Linked DNA regions of Mus musculus: all the other regions are linked to region 2. The links are chromatin loops, found by intact Hi-C in ENCODE. Cell type or tissue: gastrocnemius. All regions are shown on one strand.

Region 1 (8,000 bases), 370 kb before region 2:
ATTTCTATTGATAACCTAATATATCTAAAGATGTAAGTACTCAGTTATGTTTATATAAATAAAAGCTTGCTAGGTGCTTAAGTTGCTCCTACTGTTTTCAATATTATAAGCATAATCAAACATCACAAGTGTCTACATAAATCTTAGTTACACTGTCTATATTTCTAGAAATGGAATTTTCTGATCCCGCGCACACGCGTGGGTGCTGGTCTTGTTGTAAATGTGGTTTAGTGTTAGAATATATATTTTTAAAAGAGTTATTTTAAATTATTTGTATATATATGTATCTAAGTGTGAGTATATAAACATGATGCAGGTGCCCACAGAGACCAGAGAGGGCACCGGAACCTCTAGACCACAATTTTCAACCTTCCTAAAACTGTGACTCGTTAATATAGTTCCTCATATTGTGGTGATCACCAATCACAAAATTATTTTATTGCTACTTCATAGCTATAATTTTGCTACTATTAGGAATTGGAACTTAAATATCTGGTATTCGACCTCTGTGAAAGGGTTACTTGACCCTCAAGGGGGTCGTGAGCCACAGGCTGAAAGCTGCTGCTCTAGAGCAGTCACAGGTAGCTGTGAGTTGCCAAGAGTGGTGCTGGGAACTGAGCTCTGGTCTGACTCTCTGCAATGCTGAGCCATCAATATCTTCACACTTAATTTTTAATCTTCTTTGTATTGTGCCGGGTGTGGTGGCGCACGCCTTTAATCCCAGCACTCGGGAGGCAGAGGCAGGTGGATTTCTGAGTTTGAGGCCAGCCTGGTCTACAAAGTGAGTTCCAGGACAGCCAGGACTATACAGAGAAACCCTGACTCGAAAAACCAAAAAAAAAAAAAACTACTGAAGTTATTGATTTTCTTTGTAGAGACTGAGTAAATTTTAAATCAAAATGTAATTTCAGTATGAAATATGATTATAGGAAACCCCAGAACTAAAAAAGTATAAAAAAGTAGTAACACAAGAATAAGAGAAGCCAAAAGTCAACTCAGTATCTTTCAGTAGTCAATAACTGTCAGAGCTTCCCATGTTTGAAATTACCATTACCACTCTGCACTCGGCCACAAGTAGTCAACCCCCTGTCCCAACACTCACCTTCAGAGATGCTGGAGTCATGGAACATTGTTTCAAAAGCTTGATGGGTTTCAGCAAAAGAGGGCCTGTCAGCAGGGCTCCACTTCCAGCCTGCAGCAGAAGAGAGTTTACAGACTCTTTGAGAGACTCATCCCCAGTGGCACACCAAGCAACGGGCACACATACCATGGTGTGTGCCTAGCAGAGTTACAGCATGTACAGGAACTATGAGATGAGTGGCTATCTCTCAGCTCCAGCCTTGGGAGCTGTGAGCGCCCTCATAGTGCTAGACCAATCTATCCTTGGTTCCTATTCCTACTGCTACAAAAATGAAGACAGGACCAAAAGAAAATTTAGAAAATAGCAAGTTTTTCCTCTATTAGAAGTGAACTAACCACAGAGTGGAGGTGGTGCACGGCTTTAATCCCAGCACTTGGGAGGCAGAGGCAGGTGGATCTCTGAATCCATCCTGGTCTACAGCATGAGTTCCAGGACAGCCAGGGCTACAAAGAGAAACCCTGTCTCGAAAGAAAAAGAGAGTGGAGTGGAGAGGAGTGGAGTGGAGTGGAGAGGAGAGAAGAGGGGAGGGGAGGGGAGGGGGCGAGGGCGAGGGCGAGGGCGAGGGAGAGGGAGAGGGAGAGGGCGAGGGTGAGGGAGAGGGAGAGGGAGAGGGAGAGGGAGAGGGAGAGGGAGAGGGAGAGGGAGAGGGAGAGGGAGAGGGAGAGGGAGAGGGAGAGGGAGAGGGAGAGGGAGAGGAGAACTATGACGGGGCTGGCAAGCTGGGCCAGTGGGCAGAAGTGCTTACCACCATGCCTGAAAACCCAAGTGGGTTTCGCATGGTGGAATAAGGGAAGTTACTTATCAAATTTTCTCTTGATTTCCACCCCACTAATACTGCATTGTGTATGTGTGTATGCAACGTGAGTAGCATGAGAAACAAATGACTACAGTAGAAAATAGTAATGACCCAGCGCCGCATGAACACAAGCACACTTCCACTTCCCTCCCTCATGTGTGTCTCTAAGCAGCCTGATGGTGCTGTTCATATCCATAAGAGATGACTGTTTGTGTTTTTTATTTGTGTAGTAAAGAGATGGAAGATGCCCACATGTAAGGCATGTAGAAGCCTGAGGAAAAGACAGGACATCTTTCTCTTCTGTTCCACGCTTTATTGCCTTGATCTAGGGTCTCCTCGGAACCAGAAGCTGGCCACGAGCTAAGTGTGCTGGCCGGCCAGTGAGTTCCTGGGATCTCTTGAGATCCTGATTGGGGGGGGGGGGGGGGGGTTGGTTTACAGGCGTGTGCAGCTGAGACAGGCATCTCATGTGGTTACTAGGGATTTGAACTCAGGCAGGTCTTCCAGGCCAGTAGAGGCTACTTAATAATCAGTCTTTAGTAACCATTCATATCTAGCTGAAAGCAGCCATCCTTCAAACATATTATGCAAACTCAACTTTTTATTGTCTTACTGAATACACAAATGTTTTTGAGAAACTGGCAGTATATTTGGGCTACAGACAACTATCCTGAGGATTCCAATAAGACTCAATGGTATATCATGCACTATGCCAACTGGCCTGTCAATGACAAGCTGTGCAACTGTTAACAACACTAGATCCGTCAGACAAAGCTGAGAGCAGAAATGGTGCCCATTTCATTAACCATCCTGTTGCTGGTCCATTTTGAAAGCTCAAACATGCAAAACACTTACATGCTCTCATAAGTTCATACACTTTAGGGGGGCATCCCTCAGGCTGTTCCATTCGATATCCTTTTTCCAGTAGGTCATAGACTTGAGATAGGTCAATACCTGGATATGGTGACATTCCATATGTAGCAATTTCCCACAACAGTACTCCAAACGCTGTGTAAAGGAATTAAAAAATATATTTCTATTTGGCCCCAAGTCCATATTTCTATACTAATTTGGTCTATTGAGTCTTTTTAATTAGTCTCTACTTCTCAGAGCAGCAGAAATTAGATCCAGGACAAGGACAACTCTAAGTGAAATGTTATCTGACCTTATAAGGTGCATTCACTATTAGAGAACTCTAGAAATAGGCAAAGTCTCACATGGAGATGGAGCGGAGCTTTAGAGAGAAGGCTGCTGAGATAGCTCACACAGTCCAGGCTGGCCTACAACCTGTAAAGCCCAGGAAGTCTTCTGCACTTGCACTCCTACTCTCCAGTCTGAGTGCTGAGACCAGAGGTCTGCGCCACCAGGCCAAGCTCCTTAGCTGTTGTTCTCACGGTCCCAGCATACTGTTCAGGCAGGTCTCAAACTCATGGACTCAAAGGACCCGAGCATCCAGCATGCTGGAACTCCAGCCTCCACTACCATACCCCAGCTGGAGTGAGTACAGTTGTTCCCCTGTGCCTCTCCCAACCCCTGAGCTTGACACAGGCTTGTACCTCCAGACAAGCAGCTTTATAGGACAAAGGTAATGATGCAGGACAAGGTAAGACGAGATGATATCCTTGAATGGGGTGCTGTAGGCTTGGAGTATAGAGAAACTGGCAGAGAGCAGCAGGACTTCCCTAAAGGGTCACTAAAGGGTCCCTCAAGAGTGGAGAGATGTGGAGTATGTGGGTCATGCTGCTTCTGCACCGCCATGTGACATAAGAAGTCTGACACAGTCACAGACAACGTGTGCATGAACAGGCAAGAATGTTCCCTACCACTAAACAGCACCTCAACCTGGCCTCAACCCAAAATCCCAAGTCTCCCATCTCAGTCTCCTCAACTTACTTTTATTATTAGTTGAGCATCCTAAAAATTCTGAAGATCTAAGAAAATTATCTGTGGTCCTAGTGCTAAAGAGGCTGAGTCTGAAGAACTGTCTCAAGTTTTACCCTAATCTAGCGAACACCTGGCCAGCCATAGCTAATGTTAAAAAAAAAAAAAAAAAAAAAAAAAAAGAAAGAAAGAAAGATTAAGACCATGTACAAAGAAAGGAAAACAATCCATGTAAGAAATTATGTCAACCTTACCCCAAACGTCAGATTTAATTGAAAAGGTATTGTAGGCCAGACTCTCGGGTGCTGTCCATTTAATAGGAAATTTGGCTCCAGCATGAGCAGTGTAGGTATCTCCAGTCATCAGTCTACTTAAACCAAAGTCGGCCACTTTCACCACATGGTTCTCGCCCACTAGGCAGTTCCGGGCAGCAAGATCTCTATGGGAAAGAGAACCCTGTGTTATTCCCACGGATAGTAAGATGGCTGTGGACTACATGTCTTGGTTCTCTGCTGCAGGCAAAGCTGGTAAGGAAAGGATAACTAACACTGGAATACTTTATGATCACCACCAACATCGTAGAAACTTACTAATTTGTACCATGTACTGAATACCCACCAGGAGGCAGAATAAAGATGCTGGACAAAATGAATTTCTATTTTTAGGAATAATGGGCTAGATTTCACAGGTTAGCAACATAAGCCCTCCTAAAAATTAAAATAATAAAAAACAAAAATATAAACAAACGCCACCGCCCCCACCTTAGGACAAATGTTACTTTAAAAGTTTGGCCACTAGGTGGCATAAAAGGATCTTGGATGTAGTGTTAAGAACAGCAAAGACCTTTTTCCCAAAAGCTCTGACAAGTGTTGGCTTCCCCTTCATGCCAAGCAGGCCGGCCATGTGGCTGGAGGCTACAGTCAGGCTTACTCACCTATGGATGAAGTTCTTCTTCTCCAAGTACTCCATGGCAGAGGAGATCTGGGTGGCCATGTAAAGTAACACGACGGCGGTCACCTCCTCTCGGCTGCACTCCCGGAGATAGTCAAGCAGGTTCCCATACGGCATGTATTCAGTCACAATGTAAAACGGTGGCTCCAGGGTACACACACCTGACCAACGACAATTTGATAATCTTCACCACATGCTATGAAATAAATATAACAAAAACTTACAAACAGGTCAGTTAGGGCGCCTGCTCTCTGAAGCAGCACAGACCTTTTCAGCATCTGCCTGAGAAGCAAAATAGTTTCTTTTATTAACCTGACAAGGGATAAGACCAAAAAAAATTTTTTTAAAGATTTATTTATTTTATGTATATGGGTACACTGTTGCTGTCTTCAGACACACCAGAAGAGGGTACAAGACCCCATTACAGATGGTTGTGAGCCACCATGTGGTGCTGGGAATTGAACTCAGGACCTCTGGAAGTGCAGTTGGTGCTCTTAACGTCTGAGACATCTCTGCAGCCCCATCTCTTGAGTTCCGTATGTGCCCACACCCCTGCAACCGTGTGCAGCCTATGTTAATATAAAGCAGCACCACTTCACTCAGGTAGGCCACCCGCCTCTACCTGTGCTTGTAAAAAATGTTTCATAGTTAAAGACTTCACTAATATACGGCAGATAGCATATTAATTTTTTTCTTTTGGTATAGCTTAGCTTAATTTGAGCATTCAAAGGAAATGGCTGGGAGTGGTGGTGCAACCCTTTAATCCCAGCAATTGTAAGGCAAAGGCAGGTGGACCTCTGAGTTTGAGGCCAGTGTGAGCTGCAGGACAGCCAGGGCTGCACAAAGGAACCCTCTCTTGAAACAAACAGGCCCGATTTTAAAAGGGGAAAATGTTTACTTGTGATCCTTTCTGACCCAAACAGGGAAGAAATTAACCCACTGCAGCGCAGCCATTTATCTCTTGGATAAACTGATCAGCCACAAGCTTAATTCACTTTTTTTCAATAGTCTTTTGCTTAATGTCTCCATTTTATAAAAATATTTCTTGACTTTTTTGAAACTATCTTGAATGCTTCTAACAGCAATGGCCGCTCTTTCTGGAGGACCTACCTGGTCCTCCCTCCATATGGCAGCTCAGAATCACCTGTAACTTTAGTTCCGGGGGATCTGATTCCCTCCTTTGGTCTCCAAGGACACTAGGCACACATGTGGTACATAGATACGCGTGTAGGCAAAACACTCATACACATAAAGTAAGTAAGTAAAAAAAAAAAAAAAAAAAAAATTAAGGGGCCGGAGAGATAGCTCAATGGTTAGGAGCATTGACTGCCCTTCCAGAGGCCCCAGGTTTGATTTCCAGCTCACAGCCATTTAAAACTCCAGGCCCAGGTACTCCAATGTCCTTTTCTGGTTTCAGTGGACACTACAGAAGCATATATTTCCAGATAAAATATGATACATATAAAATAAATGAATAAAGAAAATACTTTTTAAAAAGTAATAAAAAACAAAACAAACAAAAAGCAATCAACTTGGGCTACTGTCTTTAACACCTGATTAAAATGAGAAGAGGGGCGCGCGCGTATGTGTGTGTGTGTGTGTGTGTGTGTGTGTGTGTTTGTTTGGAGGACTAACCCTAACTAAGACTTGATGCTTACTAGCTAAGTGTTCTATTCACCATAGTTGCTTTACATCTATCATTTCTACCACAGTGCTAAATCAAACTAGAACAAAACAAAACAATCGCCCTGATCTGAATAGGAAGCTGGGACAGGAACTCGGACCTATGAAGCCTACGGCAGGGCTCTCACCTAGCAGTTGTACTAAGTTAGGATGCTTGATCTCCTTCATCACTGCAGCTTCCTTCAGGAACTCCTCCACCTCCATGGTGTCTTCCTGTTAAAGGGAAGAGAAGGCAGGGTAAGAAAGACAAAAAAGGAGGTCAAAGCTTTCATTTAAGTCAACTCACAAGCCTACTGAGACATCATGGCTCAGTAGTTAAGAGCACTTGCTGCTCTTGTTCAAGAACCATATGGCTGGCAGCTCACAATCACCTGCAGTTCCAGGACTCTGATGCCCTCTTCTGGCCTCTCTGGGTTCTGCACTCACAGTAGGCAAAACATAGCAGGCAAAACATCCATATGCATACATATAGTATTTAAGTAAAAGATCATTTGAGTATTTTAACATATTACTTTAAGAAATTTTGCTGCAATCTAATATGCTCTATAGAAGAACAACTAAGAATAATGTCCTTAAATTTATCCAGTGTCAGACACTGGAATAAAAGTAAACAAGGAAGCAAAATTCAACAACTTCATCTTACAACTACCACAGCAGAGAGGACGGAGTGTCTGTTTCTGGTAGGTTGGTGTCTGATCAGAGCCCATGGTTCTTCTTAAAGAACAAAGCACATCTGTAGAGCCTTACTGCTTCCTTCACATTCAGAGTATGCTCAGTAAGCAGGGCTGACTGCTACCTATGATAGCTCACACCAATGTCCAGAGTGAGTGGCAACTCTGTGAATTTATAGGAGGACACTTAAAAAAAGAGACAGTAGGGTCAGGGAGAGGACTTCTGTGAGTTTAAAAACAAGATGTGATCTAGCTGGGTGTGGCAGTGACACCGGTAAGCCCAGCATTCAGAGGCTAAGGCAGGAGGATTGTGACTTGAAGGCCAACATAGACTACTTAGAGAGAGACCTTGTCATTTCTACTTCTACTAAAAAGGGCATCTCTAATTGTAAGGAGGAAGGGAAAAACAAAAGCCACAGGGATAGAGATCAGAACAGGGAACTTGTGATGTTGTAGATTACACATGAAGAATTCTGTCCAGCAGGGGTTGTTCTCAACAGAACTTATAATTTGCTTCTAAATTCTCACCAAGCTCCCTGTCAAAAGCCTCCAGAGACAAGCCTTTCCCCACACGTGGGTTGCACTGCAGACAATAATCTGCCCCTGCACTGTCAGCAAAGGCACGAAGTTAATCACCACCATTTGCTCAAGTGTTGGCACCAGTGGGTGGAAAGTGTTCCAGAGTTGAAGAAGGGCACACTGATCTTTCCAAGTGATTCAGTGCACAAAGATGCTTGGAAGCCTGGCTCTCAGCAACCTACCTTCAGTGTTTTCACAGCCACTGTAAGGCTGTACTTCTTCCAGACGCCAACGTAAACCTCTCCGTACTGACCGCCCCCAAGTTTGTGCTTCATGGTGATATCTGTCCGTTCCATTT
Region 2 (8,000 bases):
GGAAGAAAATGAGGTAAGAGGCGGAGATGGGCTTTCAGTTCAGCAAATGCATAAATGAGAATGCCTGGAAATCAATAGTCTGCAGGCTCCTCTGCTTTCGTCGTCGGTGAGCACTACTCTATGACATTGAATTACAGATGATCTCCTTAACAGTCGCCAAGACCGGAAATGTAAATGAGCTAAATACCTAATAAAAAATGGAAAAAAAAAAAAACAGTCGCCAAGACCACAGCAATGGGACAGAGCCAATCACAGGGAAGAAAAGCTCTGCTGGGACCAGATGTATAGGTCACTATCCCGAGATTGAGTCAGAGTGGCAGCATAGAGGTCTTGAGAAGCAATACTAGGAAACTCATCAGGAAATATATTTCTATTTTTGGAAGAACATCTTTTAATCAAGTGTTTACATGCACATAACTTAGAGTCCCTTGTGACTCTAAGTGTCTTCTAAAACAACCATTTTCTAAATCATCTCCTTTAGTTTGAAATTTCCCTCTTAATTATTACATTAAATAATATATTTTTCCTGATTTTCAAGTTTAAGTATCTTTGGATTTCTTGGCATAGAAAAAAATGTTCATCCCTTCAGCACACATAAACTGAAGTTCCTTCCCCTCCCCCACCGTCTGTTTTAGTACACTGTATTGAGCTTCATCGGACCATTCAGTATCAATGCTATTTTCTGCTTAGCCAGATAGTTGGCTAGGATGCTTTTCATGTATACTTTTAAGTAATCTTTGTGTTTATTCTTTGAAACTTTGATAACATACATTTTTATTGTAATCTTTCTCCTCCCCTAACTCCTCCCAGATCCTTCCCACCTCCCTATCTAAGCAACCCTGTGCTCCTTGTCTCCCCTAAAGAAAATGGAATTCAATTGAGTTGGCCAGCTGCTCCTGAGCCTGGGGCCTGCCTCACTGCTCTCAGTTAGATAGCTTCTTGGTAGAGGTGGAATTTGTGCCCATGTTCCCTCTTCTGTGCTAAGAGTATTGTCTGGTTTGAATTTGTTTGGGTCTTATGCATGTTGGCATGAATTTTATGTTGATGTTTTTTTAATTAACTACAATAACATTGACTCTATTTTGGAGTTCTTTTCTGTCAGTTTTAATACACGTATATCATAATGTATTCAACACAACAGTCAGGATGCAGAATAGCTCCAGCACCTGGAATAACCCTGTACCTCCCTGGTTTTATTCACAGTTTCTCACCTGACAGAGTTTTGTTACTCTGATTGTCCCTTTCAGGACTAGCACATAAGAGAGCTTTAAGAGTGGCCTTTTAATGCAGCCTCATACCTCTGAGTGCTTCACATATATCCAAGTTGTTGATAGTTGAAAGCTTTTGTGTTTTGAGTGGTATTTGATTGTACTAGCTTTACTACAGTTTGCCATCCCCAACCAAGGTTTATTTGAATTGTTTCCAGTTTCAAGTAATTAGGAATAGAGTTACTATAAGTGTTCATACACAAGTTTTTGTTGGTTTGTTGGGGTTTTGTTTGTTTGTTTTGTTTTGTTTGTTTTGGTGTGTGTGCACGTGAGTGTGTACCTAAGTTTCATTTATACAGAGAAAATGTCCAGAGGTAGGACTGGTAGGTTATGTGGCAGTGTTAGGCAAACTGCTCTCCAGAGGAGCTTACGATTTCGCGTCCCACCAGCAGAGTATGTGTTCCAAGTGTTGTATGTCCTTTCCAGTACTTGCTAGTAACAGCTGGGGGTTTTTGTTTTGAGCTCCTCTGAGAAGCATATAGTAACATCTCAGAATGCTTCGAACATGTTTCCCTAATGACTAATGTGGGACGGGGTCAGCAGAGCTCTTTCTTACCACCGTGTTCCCTGCGTACAGATTTTACTGCGGCCCGGTTGGTTTTGCTACTGTTTTGATCCAATCCTTTCTTAGTATTCTCCTATTTCTTATTTGGAATAGAGGGTTTACCCCTGTGCTATTATAAAGTGTATATATATCTTTTTGTTTGGTTGGTTTTTGCTTTTTGAGACAGGATCTTACTATATACCTCCAGCTGCCCTGGGACTCACAGAGATGCACCTGTCTCTGGATCCTTAACTTCATTTTTTTTTTTTTTTGCAGGGTTCAAAGCCGAGAGTTTTTGAGATATGGGTGCTGTAGCCCCTAGGTGGCTTTCATAGTGAGTCCCCATGTCTGCTGGCATACCGTGTGACACAAAATAGAGAATCCTAGCAAACTAGTGGAACCTTAGAATGAGCCCGGAACAGGGCAGTGGCTGCCCCCCATCCTGCCCCCCATCTTTACAGAAGTCCCCTCAAGTGCTGGCAGCCTGGCACCTCCCCATAGTGACAGTGGGGGAGTTGGCTACTCCAGAGCTTCTGTCAGTTCCCATTGGTTCAAAGGCTGTATGATACACGCTCGCTGCTGTGCAGTAGGTAGATCAGCACCTCACTGCTGGCCTCCGGAGTCTGTTCTAGGGTTGGTGACTCTGCCTCTTACCCCCTCCTGGATCCTGGTTCCCACAGGAGGTTTTTGGTTTGTATTTTTGAGCAGCTGGAGAACAGTTAAGGCTTTGCAGACTCTTGAAGGCAGACTGGATGTGGTTTTGCATGATATAGACAGGAGATTGGGATCTAAAATGCCCCTCAACAGCCACGTGCCAAAAACAGTTTGGTTGCTCACACGTGGTATTATTGTAAGTTAGTAGAAGCCTCATGAGGTAGGCTGTCTTTGTTTATTTGTTTGTTTGTTTATTATATGTAATACACGGTAGCTATCTTCAGACACACCAGAAGAGGGCATCAGATCTCATTACAGATGGTTGTGAGCCACCATGTGGTTGCTGGGAATTGAACTCAGGACCTCTGGAAGAGCAGTCAGTGCTCTTAACCTCTGAGCCATCTCTCCAGTCCTTCCCACTAAACTTCATTCCACTGGGAGTGAACAGTCCCCTCCCTTACATGCTTCACTGGCGTGATAACCTGTCCCCCTCAGGGCCACATCTGTAGCAGCAATTGACCTTCGACTAAAACTCTGAAACCATGAGTCAAGAGGAAGTTTTCTTCCTTTTGAATTCTCTTAGAAATTTGGTCTGAGTAATGGGAAGCTGACTAACACAAACCCTTCTTTCTTCCTCTTTATTCCACATGTTGAACTTTCCAAAAGTCGCTCTAGCGGATGAGAGAGAGCGGTTGTCTGAGTCCTGGGCGCAGGGCAGGCAGGCTGGAGATGCCGTTGTTTCTACGCCAACTTTGATCTCATGCTCCTGTTCCCATCCACCTCTGCTCTCTTAGCATAAGAGCTTTGTTTCTGCTTTTGCTCTTTGAAAGCTCCTGCGCTTACGTGTTATGTATATGTGGTGGCCTCTCAGCTCTCCCCACTGTACACTCGGGCCTGGGATCGGTTAGGACCCCTTAGTCAGTTATGGAGGCTTTTCTACACCCAGGGAGTAGATGGCCTTGCCTCCTCTCCCAGTCTCTCTCATAGGCATTGCCCTTAAATGTCTTTGCCTTTATTTCTTTGGCAAATCGGGGAACAAAATGTAATAAATTGTGTATTAAACTTGTATCCACTCAGAGCCAGGAAAAAAATTGTGCATTTAAGTTTTAAAAATGTGTTTATGTTTGGAAATAAAAACAACAGTACTTGTTTGTCCTGTGGTCTGTTTCAGGATGAGGTCCCTACTGGAATGCCATGCCTGGAGTCAGTGACCATAGGTGACGATGTTTGGGATGAGAACTGGCTCCCTCTACAGGCCAAAATGGGGAAGGCAGGGAGTCCTGCCTCCCAGCTGTTTACTTCAAACCTTGTTGGGAAGAAACAATATCAGACAGGTGGAGAAATGGCACAAAAGGTTAGAGTCTTATGATAACAAGCAGCAGATCAACTGCTGACAAAGGAAATTTAAACCCGGTAGACCAGGCTTCTAGAAAGTTGTAAATGCTGGAATTGAGAAGGAATTGTCAGGCCATAGTTGAAAATGATCTGTGGTTGGTTTTTAAGTGGGTAAGCACTAAGGTGCTCAGGAACTGTCTCGCTAGGCGATGGTGTGTGTCCATTCACGAGGCCCAAGGATTGAAGGTGTTTACTGCAGACTTTAGGAAAGATGTCACTGATGGAAATCAGCATCCCTCTTGCTGCTTAGAACACACTGTGTCCTTGTCCTGTTGGAAGTCCACACCCCCTCTTGTTGTTTACAGCACACTGCTCCCTCGCTGTCACCTTACCTTGCTTTGTGATCTTGTGGCACTGCGTTGTGATTTACTGTTGCACGCTTTTCTTTATAGGACTGGTGTTTTTCTACATCTAAAGATATATGGGATGATTCCTGGCAGCCCTTAGGCCTTGCGAATGATGTGAAAGGAGGAATTCACACACCAGAAGGGCCCATTGCTCAAGAAAAAAATACCAGCACAACCCGAATTCAACAGGTAGAGCCCAGTTGGAATTATTATAACCAGTTCATGATTTATCACTTTGATTCTTAGAAATTGTGGTTAATGTATGCCCTTCTGCATCTGTTAATCAAGGCAGCCACCCACAGACATACCCATAGGCCCACCTGATCTCAGCAGTCCTTCAGTCAAGGCAGTCTGGTCTTAGCTCACTTTCATTCTTGCTCCAGTCCTCTCTGGCTTTCACTCCTAAGACCTTCGACTGAGGTGAGAGCCTGTTGCGTTTGCTTCCCACCTTGGTAAGCAAGGCTCAGACTCCACTGCCTGCCTTTCAGCCTGCCCACTGCTGTTCTCTGTAGGTTTTCTAGATGCTCACTTGATGAATTGGCAGCCTTGGACGTGCCAGATGTTGGACTGTTCTCTAGTCTCTTCCTCTGGGTGTGTCTGTCAGGGCCCGGATGTATTGTCAGTGTCTGATCTCCCCTTTAGCCCATAAGTTTGCAGTTATGATCTCAACTCCATTCCTGACTGGAGACTGCAAAAATGCTGAGGTATGACTATGGAACCCACTTCATTTTATGAAAATTTTCCTGACTACTTGTTCCCCTGAACCTTCAAATACTGTAAAATCTAATTTGTCCACTGCTTACAATGGAGCAAAGTTGAAGAGTACCATGGCTAGAACTGGAAGTCTTACTAACATTTTTATAGCTTGAATCTTCACATCAAGGAACCAGGATTTGTAAACCATCTATATCTGAGTCTCCTTGGGCTTTTAGTAACCATATTCTGGGCCTTTTCAATCAATGATAGTTGATTTCCCTCTTGCTACTCCGTGAGGAGTTGTGAATTCCATGGTAGTTAGGCGTGAGATATCGAAGCCTCGATCTTGGGACTTATCTCTGTGAGCTCTTTTACCAGTAAAAAAGATAACACTGCCCACAGTGCCTAAGCACATACTGTTTACTGGCACTGCTGTAAGCCTTTATCTACATCCCTGTCCATCTGTTTAATCCTTCTTATGAAGTACTGTTACCACCATTTCAAATGAAGAAACGAGACATGGATTAGGTTGCCAAAGGTTTATACCAAGCATTTGTCTTAGTCACGGTTCCGTTGCTCTGAGTCAGTTCGTGTAAGAGAAAGCATGTGACTGGGGCCTGGCTTACAGTTGCAGAGTGTTAGTACTTCTCTTCATGGCAGGGAGCATGGCGGCACACAGGTAGGCATGGTGCTGGAGAAGCAGCAGAGAGGGCTGCAGGCAGCCAGAGACACAAGTGACACATGTCTTTCTACAAGGCCACGCTTAGTTCTCCAGGACAGCTCATCACCTGGGGATCAAGCCTGCCCTGTAGATGAGCCCCTGGGGCCTTTCTTACTCCAGCCCCCACAGCAGTTAGAGCGTCCCATAAGGGTGTGTTTGGCAGATTAGTAAGCACACACTGGGTTATAAAAGTCGCAGCAATGTAGTAGTGATGGCAATATTATTAATAAACCCAGAGGCTAGGAACTATGTATACTGGGAAAAGTCTTCACTTTCATTTGTTTTTAAGAAATTGTATCAATTTGAAAATAGGCCTGAATATGCGGCAGCTCTGAAGTGTTTCTGAGTGGGTGATAATTAGGATTATAGTCAGACTTTATAGTCAGACCTGTAATTCAGAGTTCCCGTAGAGGTCATTTACAGACGCAAACAGAATAGCATGACTGTTCTTTCTAACATGGGAGGATAGTTATTAAAATAAATAATAGGAGTTAGGAGAATAGAGAGTCTCTTCAACAGATCTTTGAAAACATTGCCTACTGTGTGGACAAGGTGGATGAGGGAAAATTAGATGCAGGAGTTTGATCAGCACTAACTGTTTGCAGAAGGAACAGTGCTCTGTTGCTGTGGATTGCATGTGGTTTCCTTTCAAAGCATCATGTGTCGGGTGTGGTGTCTGGCACAGCAGCACTAGAATGCTGGGGACTAGGATGTATGATGTAATTAGGTCATGAGGTCACTACTAGCAAATTGTATATATAACATATATATGCGATTTGTTCAACTTTACGCATCTTACTGCTTTAGTAGCCTGTCTTCTAGCTTGATTAACAGAGATCTTATACTTACAGCTACTGAAGGAAAAGCACCCTAATAGAGGGAGAGACCACAGCATATATGACGTTGATTCAGAGTGTTAGAAAACAGTAAGCTTAGGGTGGCGCCAAAAGTTCAGTCCAGAGCTCCGCAGTCCTGCTCCACCTGTGCCTACCAGGCTCCTTGCATCCCATTCTGGGACTTGTGCATTGCAGATTCCAGAAAGATTCAAACTATTGACAAGAAAATACCCAGGCTTTCTTTCATCCGTGGTACTGAGAAAGAAGGGCTCCTTCCTTTCCTGTGCTTAGCTGCTAATTTTGGTGCACACTGTCTTACCCAGCTACTTTTTGAATCCTGGTCTTCCTTTCTTCCTAATATGTGGCACAATCTCTAGGCCATCTGTCTGTAGAGATCTGTCCTGCCCTTTTACTCTTTGCTGAAGTGTCTGTGTCTCTTAGACAGATAATCTGATAAATATGTAATAACTCTGTGTTTAACATTTTGAGAAACTGCCAGGCTGTTTTCCACAGCGGCTGAATCTGTTTGCATTTTTGCCAGCAATTTGAGTGCTTCAATGTTGGTGTTACTTAACACTGGATGATAAGGGTCCTGCATTGTCCTGCTGTGTGTGTATTTAACACTGGTCAATGGCGGGAAGAAGGGTAGCCCTCAGTACCATACTTGTTCATAGAAATAGCAATAAAGACCTCTTAGGTTGAATTTTGATACTCATTAAAACATAGAAGAGTGCTTTTTCTAGAGTTTTACTTTTTAACTGAAATCTAAGTAAGGAAGCATAAAAGGTGTCACTTTCCATGCCTTCACCCAATTTCTCCCATTTTGCAGCAGCCAGATTTACAGTATCCTTTGGATTCTTCCACACTGCCCAAACTGGAAGAGTTCTACATCTCTCTGATCAAGTCTCAGCAGTCCGCAGAGAGGAGCCAGTCTGAACCTGCCAGCATTCAGACTCATGCCGGACGGGCAGCCTCAAAAGCACTCAGTTCAACCCCTGCAGTGGGTGACTCTCCAGAAAACCACTCTGGCTCTGGTATGTTTATGTGTCCTTATGCATGCTCAGTTGACAAGTCGGAAGTTTGTCATGTTGCTAAAACCTTCATTGCTTTGAGAACATACCTTGAAAGGTGGCTGGTGCTGCCATTCTCTCCAAGATCGTCTTGGTGTGAGCTCAGGTTTCTCTAATGTTGCCGCTTTCTTTCAGCTTTTGCAGGGGCTTTACATTTATATAAAGTTTCAAGTACATGGTTCTGTGAGTTTTGGCAAATGTCAGTGTTTCCATTAGCCAGACAAGTTTCCTGTGCCCCTTTGCAGTTAGTCCGGACATTAGCATGCTGGCCTCTGGCATGTCGCCGTGCCTGTTACATAGTAGGTAGTTTTCTTGTCTGGCACCTTCCTTTATCTTCATATTGTAGAGTTTTGTTTCTGTTGGCTATTTATTTGGAAGTGACTTTGCTAGGGCATATGTCCACTGCATGCGAAACTTTTTAAACTACCTGTTGGTCCTCCTTTTTAAAGACTCTGATCACACATGCACT
Region 3 (8,000 bases), 280 kb before region 2:
TCAGGACCTTTGGAAGAACAGTCAGTGCTCTTAACCGCTGAGCCATCTCTCCAGCCCCGGTTCCGTTGTTTTGATTCCAGGTCCAGTTCAAGGTATGCTCCCCCTGCCTCAGCTACCTGTGTTGCTGGGATTACAGGCAAGCAGCAATATTCCGCTCAAGCTCAAGTTTCTGTTGTTGTGTCTTGCTTGTTTCTTTTGTTGTTTTGCTTTGCTTTTATGAGACAAGGTCTCATTATATAGCCCTGGCTGGCATAGAACTCAAGGAGATCTACCCTCCTCTGAGTGCCAGGGACAATGGAGTGTGCTACCACACCCGTTTTAGGTGACCTTTTCCGGTCATGTTTCTTGTTTTAAGTGGGCTGGAGATCACATGCTAAGCCAGCGTTCCACCATTGAGCTATTCCTCAGCACCCCCCTCCCCTTTTTCTTTTTCCAAGAGAGGGGTCTCTCTGTGTAGTTTTGGCTGGTCTAGAACTCACTTTGTAGACCAGGCTGACCTGGAACTCACATAGATTTGCCTTCCTCTGCCTCCCAAGTGCTGGGATTAAAGACATGAACTACCACAGGCTTATCTTTCACGTTTGATTTGAACTAGGGTCTCCCTGAAGATGTTCAGTCTGGCCTTGAAGTGACTCTGTAGCCCAGGCGGGCCTTGAACCTATGAGCCTCTTTCCTCAGCTGCTCAGTACAGGATTGACAGGCCTGTGCCACCAGGTTCAGATTTTGATCATTTTTTCCCCATTAATTTATTTATCTATTCACTTTACATCCAGATTGCAGCCCCTCCTACTCCCTATTCCAACTCACACAGCCTCTCCCCTCTTTCCCATCCCCTTCTCTGAAAAGGGGGAGGTCCCCCCGGGTATCCATCCACCCTGGCATATCAAGTCACTGTAGCACTAGGCACACCCTCTCTCACTGAGGCCAAACAAGGAGGGCCAGTTAGGGGAACAGGATCTGTACTCAAGCATCAGAGTCAGGGACAACCCCCTCCCCAGTTATTGGGGGACCTGGATAAGACCAAGTTGCACATCTGCTACATAGGTGTGTGTGGGCAGAGGGAGAGGCCTAGGTCCAGCCCATGTATGCTCTTTGGTTGGTGGTTCCATCTCTGGGAGTCCCAAGAGCCCAGGTTAGTTGACTCTCAGTCTTCCTGTGGAGTTCCTACCGGCTCCCAGTCCCTCAAGCAAGCTACCCTGCTCAACACACTTGTATTCAGGTGTTTTTTATTTTGTTTTAAGAAGTAAAATCCTTGAGTGCTTTCTTACTCAAGGATTTCTTTCTTTCTTCCTTTGTTTTGTTTTGTTTTGTTTTTGTTTTGTTTTGTTTTTGTTTTTGTTTTTGTTTTTGAGACAGGGTTTCTCTGTATAGCCCTGGCTGTCCTGGAACTCACTTTGTAGACCAGGCTGGCCTCAAACTCAGAAATCTGCCTGCCTCTGCCTCCTAAGTGCTGGGATTAAAGGCGTGTACCACCACACCCGGCCCCTCTTCCTTTTTTTTTATTGGATATTTTCTTTATTTATATTTCAAATGTTATCCCCTTTCCCAGTCTCCCCCCTCCTGGAAACCCCCTATCCCATCTCCCCCTCCCCCTGCTTCTATGAGGGTGCTCCCCACCCACCCACCCACTCCCACCTCCCTGTCCTCGATTCCCCTACACTGGGGCATCTATCCAACCTTCATAGAACCAAGGGCCTCTCCTCCCACTGATGCATGACAAGGTCATCCTCTGCTACATATGCAGCTGGAGCCAGTCATGTGTACTTCTTGGTTGGTGGCTTAGTCCCTGGGAGCTGGGAGGGGGGTGTTAATTGATTGATATTGTTGTTCTATCTATGAGGTTGCAAACCCCTTTAGCTCCTTTAGTCCTTTCTCTAACTCCTCTATTAGGGACCCTGGGGCTCAGTCCAGTGGTTGGCTGCGAGCATCCTCCTCTGTATTTGTAAGGCTTTGGCAGGGCCTCTCAGGAGACAGCCATATCAGGCTCTTTTCAACATGCACTTCTTGGCAATCCACAATAGTGTCAGGTTTTGGTAACTGTATATGGGATGAATCCTCAGGTGGGACAGTCACTGTATGGCCTTTCCTTCAGTCTCTGCTCTACACTTTGTGTCTCTGCTCTACACTTTGTCTCCATATTTGCTCCTGTTAGTATTTTATTCCCCTTTCCAGGAAGGACTGGAGTCCTTTGATCTTCTTTCTTTTTGAACTCCATGTGGTCTGTGAATTGTATCTTGGGTATTCCGAGCTTTTGTGCTAATATCCACTTATCAGTGAAAGCATACCACGTGTGTTCTTTTGTGATTGGGTTACCTCACTCAGGATGATATTTTCTAGTTCTCTCTCTCTCTCTCTCTCTCTCTTAAAAAAAAGAAAGAAAAAAGAACAGGGTCTCACTATGTAGTCCTGGCTGGTCTGGAACTCATGGTGATCTACTTGCCTCTTTCTCCTAAGTAATGGGATTAAAGGAGTGTACCACACTCCACGTAGCTTTGCTTTTATATAAAGTTTCCTTGCTACTTTGCAAAGAAAAATAGTATGATAGCCTCTTCCTTATCCTGGACGACCACCGAGGCCTGCAGCTCCAAGATCAACAATGTACTAACCACACCTAAGAAAAACAATTTTGGACCAGATGTGTTATTGAGCACCCATTGTTCCAGTTACTTGGGAGCCTGAGGCAAAAAAGGTTGTGTGAGCTGCAAATTGCTAGACCCTGCCACAAGAAGAAGAAAAGGAAAAGAAAAGAAGAGGAGAAGGTGCAGGAGGGAAATGAAAGAATAAACATCAACACAGTCACGTCGACCAGAATTCAGTCGATACTCGGATTTCCTCAGTTGTCCCTAATGTCCTTCACGACTGTTCTCCCACCTATTATACTTTACTCTTCTCTTCTCTGTAATCATAAGTAGCCATAGATTAATATCAAAGCAGTTGGGCTTTGTCCACTGCGATCAGTGCTCTCTGATTTGTGACGGGATCTGTGAGGAAGCCATCTGGAAAAGCCTTTCCTGACAGACAGAACAGAACCATCCAGCAGCCTCTAGATGTCTCCCTTAGACAGAGAAATGACAGGGAGTGGCTACCAAGCCCTCCCCAGAGTCATCTGGCTCCAAAAGATGCATTTCCCCCTTCCTCTTATTTCTCCAAGGCCAATCTGCCTCTTCTACATTTGTTTCCTCCTAAAAATTGAAATGCAAGATTTCCTTCATTGAAATTAATTATCTGCCTGAATTTATCACATTTTAAGTAGACTGCCTACCATACCCTTTGAAGCTACTGTATTTCGTCTCAGACTTGAGGCTGCCTCTTCTTTCTTTTTCTGAAGATTTATTTATTTATTATTTATGTGTACCTGTCTGAGCCTGTATGAGTATATGGGAACCATTTACAGTGCAGAAACCAGCAGAGGACAGAAGACAGCTTTAGATCCCATGGCATTAGAGTTACTGACTGTTAATGTATGCAAGCAAGTTGGCCTTGGGGACTGAACTCTGGCCCTCTGCAAGAACAGTTAGCAGTCTTAACTACTCAGCCCTCTCTCCATCCCCAGACTGGAGATTTTAAAAGAACATGGGAATACTTGTGACTCACAGGTGGTGCTTTGGATCAAAACAAAGTGTAAAAGAATAATGAAGTCATCCACATGCATTCACACAACACATGTTCCTTAGGTATTAATAGGTGAGAGGTTTGGAAGAGACTCTTGGGCATGTGTGCATGCATGCCACACACACACACACACACACACACACACACACACACACACACACAAAACAAGAACAGAAATACATTCTGGAACCCATATGATCACATGGGATATTCAATATCATTGCTATATAGTCTAACCTCTCAGAGTAGCTTTCTCATCTGCAGGGCATTCCCAATAGGAAAGAATAGTATAAAACTCAGGCCTAGCCAGGTGGTGGTAGCACACACCTTTAATTCTAGCTCTCAGGAAACAGAGATGGGCAGATCTCTGAGTTTGAGGCCAGCCTGATATACAGAGTTCCAGGACAGCTAGGGCAACACAAGGAAACCCTGTCTCAAAAAAACAAAACAAACAAGACTCAGACTTAAAGTGTCTCTGTCATGATCTTTCAAGTTGTAAAGGTCCTTTACTAACATTTTTGACTGTAAGCCCATGCTGAATACGCAGATGAATGTTCACAGGACATCTGAAAGACCTTTGGGGTTACAGCGGGGGTAATCATTTGTATGGTTCCATTGGGCATTCGATGGAGCCTCAAAAGCGAACTCCAAACTAGCCAAGGGAAAAATTGCTTAGTTCTACCTAGCCTGGCAGGGTGTCATAGGCCTTTAATCCCAATGTTGGGGAGAAGAGAAAGGCAGATCTCTGTAAGTCTGAGACCAGCCTGGTCTATATAGTAAAGTCCAGGCCACCCAGGACTGCATACTAAGACCCTGTCTCAAAGAACAAAAAGCTTATTTTGGAAGAGACTAAAGCCCCAAACTCAAAAGCCAACCTCAAAAAGACCTTCTATCATCAACATAGGTTAAAGAATCTATAATGTCTTAACTGAACATAATCTTGCTGAGTTTAAATGGCCCTCCACTTAATCTATTAAAAAGAAGGAGGAGGAAGAGGAGGAGGAGGAGGAGGAGGAGGAGGAGGAGGAGGAGGAGGAGGAGGAGGAGGAGGAGGAGGAGGAGGAGGAGGAGGAGGAGGAGGAGGAGAAAATGTCTGGGACTGGAGAGATAGCTCAGCAGTTAAGAGCACTGGCTGCTCTTCCAGAGGTCTTGAGTTCAAATCCCAGTAACCGCATGGTGGCTCATAACCATCTGTATAATATGTGATCTGATGCCCTCTTCTGGCATGTAGGTGTATATGCAGATAGAGCACTCAGACATTAAATAAGTAAATACATCTTAAATGACCCTCTAGGTATTTAACATATACAAACAAGGCTGAAAACTGGGGAGTCAGTGCTTTTAAGAACAGTTTACATTTAGTTTCTATTTGGAGAGGTATGCGTGCACGGGCATGTACCACAATGTCTGAGCAAAGATGAGAAGATAGCTTGCAGAAGCCATTTCTCTCTCTCTCCATCATGTTTCAGGGATCAAACTCACGTTGCCAGGACTGGTAGCAAGCACCTCTACCCACTGAGCTATCTTGCCAAGCCCTCATTTTGTTTTTGGGTTTGCTTGTTTGTTTTCTATTTTTGAGACAAAGTCTTGCTTTGTGGCTCGGGTTGTTCTCAGATTCACTGTCCCCCTTTCTCTGTGTCTTAGATGGGGTGCCTATCGCCGTGATACAATACTGTGACCAAAAGCTGCTTGGGGAGAAAAAGGTTTATCTCCTCTCACAACTACCAGAGCACACAGGGAACTCAGGGAGGGGACTCAAAGCAGGAACATGGAAGTAGGAACTGACATAGCAGAAGCTAGGGGGGCAGGGGGACATTGCTTACTTCTTGCTCCAGGTTTGTTCAGCCTGCATTCTCATACAAGGCAGAACCATCTGTCCAGGGTTGGCACTGGTGGCCCGAGGTGCCCTCAGTCCACCCACAACAATCATTAATCCATGAATGGCTCCCAGGGCTTGCCTTAGGTCCATTTTATGGAGCGTTTTTCTCATTCACGATTCCGTCTTCTCAGATATAGCTAGGTTTGTGTCGAGCTGACAAAAAGGAACCAGCATAGTCTGCTTCCCAAGTTCTGTGACCACAGGCACTGTGCTGTCACGCACAGCCTTATGGGCCCTCTTAAAAGAATCTTTGCATTGCTGGGTGTGTGGTGCACACCTTTGAGCCCAGTGAATGGCAGGCAGAAGCAGGGGGATCTCTATGAGTTCAAGGCTTATCTAAAAAAATAAATATCTTTTATTATTTGACATCATTTTTCCTTTATTGTACTTAGATAAGTAGAGAGTAGAGACTTGGATTGTACTTAGATAAGAGAGAGTAGCATGGGATAGGACTAGATAGAAAGCCACAAGAAAGGGGAGAGGAATAGGGGTAATGGAGGGATGAAAATGACCAGAGTACTGTGTATACATGTATGCCACAGGGATAAATACTTTTTAAAAAAGGAATTTATATGGGCTGTGTGGAAGTTTGAATGAAGGTGGCCTAGAGGTTCATAGGACTGGCACTATTAAGAGGTGTGGCCATGTTGGAGTAGCTGTGGGGTGGCTGGAGGAAGTAGGTAGGCTTTGAGGTTTCAGAAGCTCAAGCAAAGCCGAGTGTCTCAGTCTTCTTTCTTACTGCCTGCAGAGCCAGATGTAGAACTCTCAGCTCCTCCTCCAGCTCCATGTCTGTTTGTATGTGGCCATGCTTCCTGCCTTGACAATAATGGACTAATCTATAAGCCAGCCCCAGTTAAGCGGTTTTCTTTGTAAGGGTTGCCATGGTCATGGTGTCTCTTCACATCAATAAAACCCTAACTAAGACAGGGTGTTCACTAGTGGTGCAAGGGGTGAAAAGACATCCAGACAGGATGGAGGTTGCTAAAGAGAAGCTCTGATGAATGGGATTTGAGGAATAGGTTTGGGCGATAGCATTTCCCCTCACATCTGTACCCTTTAAAATAATAATAGTTACTTACTGGGTGCTGGTCACTGTGCTTCAGATACTAAGCATTTATACACGTCTTTTTAAAACCTAATAATAAACCCATGTGCTATTATTATCCCAGTTCTCAGACAGGAAACTCAAGGCAGCCAAAATACTCAGTCAATAAATAGCAGCACCATGGGATTTTTGTTTGTTTGGTTTGGTTTGGAGATTTTTTTGTTTTGTTTTATTTTGGTTTGGTTTTGGTTTTTCAAGACAGGATTTCTCTGTGTAGCCCTGGCTGTCCTAGAACTCACTCTGTAGACCAGTCTGGCCTCGAACTCAGAAAGCGTCTGCCTCTGCCTCCTGAGTACTGGGATTAAAGGCCTGCGCTGCCACTGGTCAAGGAAATCTGTTTTTATGAGAACTGCTATAGTGCAAGTGTTTGTCACACTCTTCTGTGTGATCTTGCAAGCGCCAGCAAGCTCTTAATGTAGCTTTTGGGTTTTTTGTTTTGTTTTTATTTTTACTTATTTTTGTGGTACCTGGAATAAAACTGAGGGCCTTTACAAGCAAGGCAAGGGTTCTACCGCTAAGTCCTACCCCAGCTCTGATGTTGCTGTTTTATTTTATTTATTTTTGTGAGTATTTGTGTAGACGTGCTATGTACGGCACTTGTGGAGGTCAGAGAACAATTTCCAGAAATTAGTTCTCTTCTTCCAGTCCTGGGTCCTGCAGATTGAATTCTGGCCATGAGCATGGCTGCAGGCACCTTCAACCGCTGAGTTGACTTGCCTGCTCTGTGTAGAGGTTTAAATAGTCATGCTTTCTCCTCACTCTTCTCTTCTGCACCCCCCCACTTCTTCCTTGTTACTATTCTTTTCTTTTTAGATTTAAAAAATTACTTTTAAAATACTCGACAATTTCGTATATTAATACACGTATAAGCCGGGCAGTGGTGGCATACGCCTTTAATTCCAGCACTTGAGAGGCAGAGGCAGGCAGATTTCTGAGTTTGAGGCCAGCCTGGTCTACAGAGTGAGTTCCAGGACAGCCAGGGCTATACAGAGAAACCCTGTCTCAACCCGCCCCCCCCCCAAAAAAACCCCAAAACACGTATATATGGTCCTGGATGGTATACATACTATAGATGTCGATCATATTGTATTGGGTGTTTTGTTTGGAGGCTGGATGTGAGAGTTGTCAGTGAACATTACTGGTAGGGCATGATTTCTGAGCACGGAGGAAGCCCTCACAAGTTCAAGGCCTACTACTTGTCCAGAGGACCACACGCAGAGACATAGTTAATCCCACAGCCGTCAGAAATGAGCGCTTCTCATGTTTTCAAAACAAGAAGCCCTGCTTGTTTGAGATGTGGGTCTTCTGACAGCCAGGGACCTTGAACTTGGCCCTACACAGCCCTCGATCTCACGTTCCTAGTTCTGCAGCTTGGTGTTCATGAACTTGATGCTTGGACAATAG

Evidence for each region. A loop is a pair of places that touch in the nucleus more often than their neighbours do. Peaks named below come from ENCODE experiments on the same cell type or tissue, not always from the same donor. Only the 100,000 strongest peaks of a DNase experiment are listed, where the experiment ranks them.
Region 1: it touches region 2 in a loop (4-fold over the local background); 10 of 42 quality-filtered maps call a loop at or near these places.
Region 3: a loop joins it to region 2, with 6 times the contacts of the local background. A loop is called at or near these places in 17 of 42 quality-filtered maps.

Annotation. Positions count from the first base shown.
Region 1 is chr1:156,630,010-156,638,009 of GRCm38, reverse strand. It overlaps Abl2 (v-abl Abelson murine leukemia viral oncogene 2 (arg, Abelson-related gene)), which reads right to left. Exons shown (of 12, transcript NM_009595.3): 5 at 7,885-8,000; 6 at 6,581-6,665; 7 at 4,753-4,930; 8 at 4,073-4,257; 9 at 2,793-2,945; 10 at 1,103-1,192. Among named protein-coding and RNA genes, the nearest start is that of Tor3a, 40 kb to the left of the region's middle. In gastrocnemius, CTCF peaks have their summits at 4,609 (motif pointing right) and 6,862 (motif pointing left); DNase peaks (open chromatin) are centred at 4,703 and 6,844.
Region 2 is chr1:156,259,226-156,267,225 of GRCm38, reverse strand. It overlaps Tdrd5 (tudor domain containing 5), which reads left to right. Exons shown (of 18, transcript NM_001134741.1): 14 at 1-13; 15 at 3,638-3,820; 16 at 4,254-4,397; 17 at 7,291-7,495. Among named protein-coding and RNA genes, the nearest start is that of Tdrd5, 40 kb to the left of the region's middle. In gastrocnemius, no CTCF peak of the experiment used is centred here; DNase peaks (open chromatin) are centred at 2,320 and 3,710.
Region 3 is chr1:156,535,412-156,543,411 of GRCm38, reverse strand. It overlaps the pseudogene Gm17975. Among named protein-coding and RNA genes, the nearest start is that of Abl2, 19 kb to the left of the region's middle. In gastrocnemius, CTCF peaks have their summits at 3,046 and 4,834 (motif pointing left); a DNase peak (open chromatin) is centred at 3,049.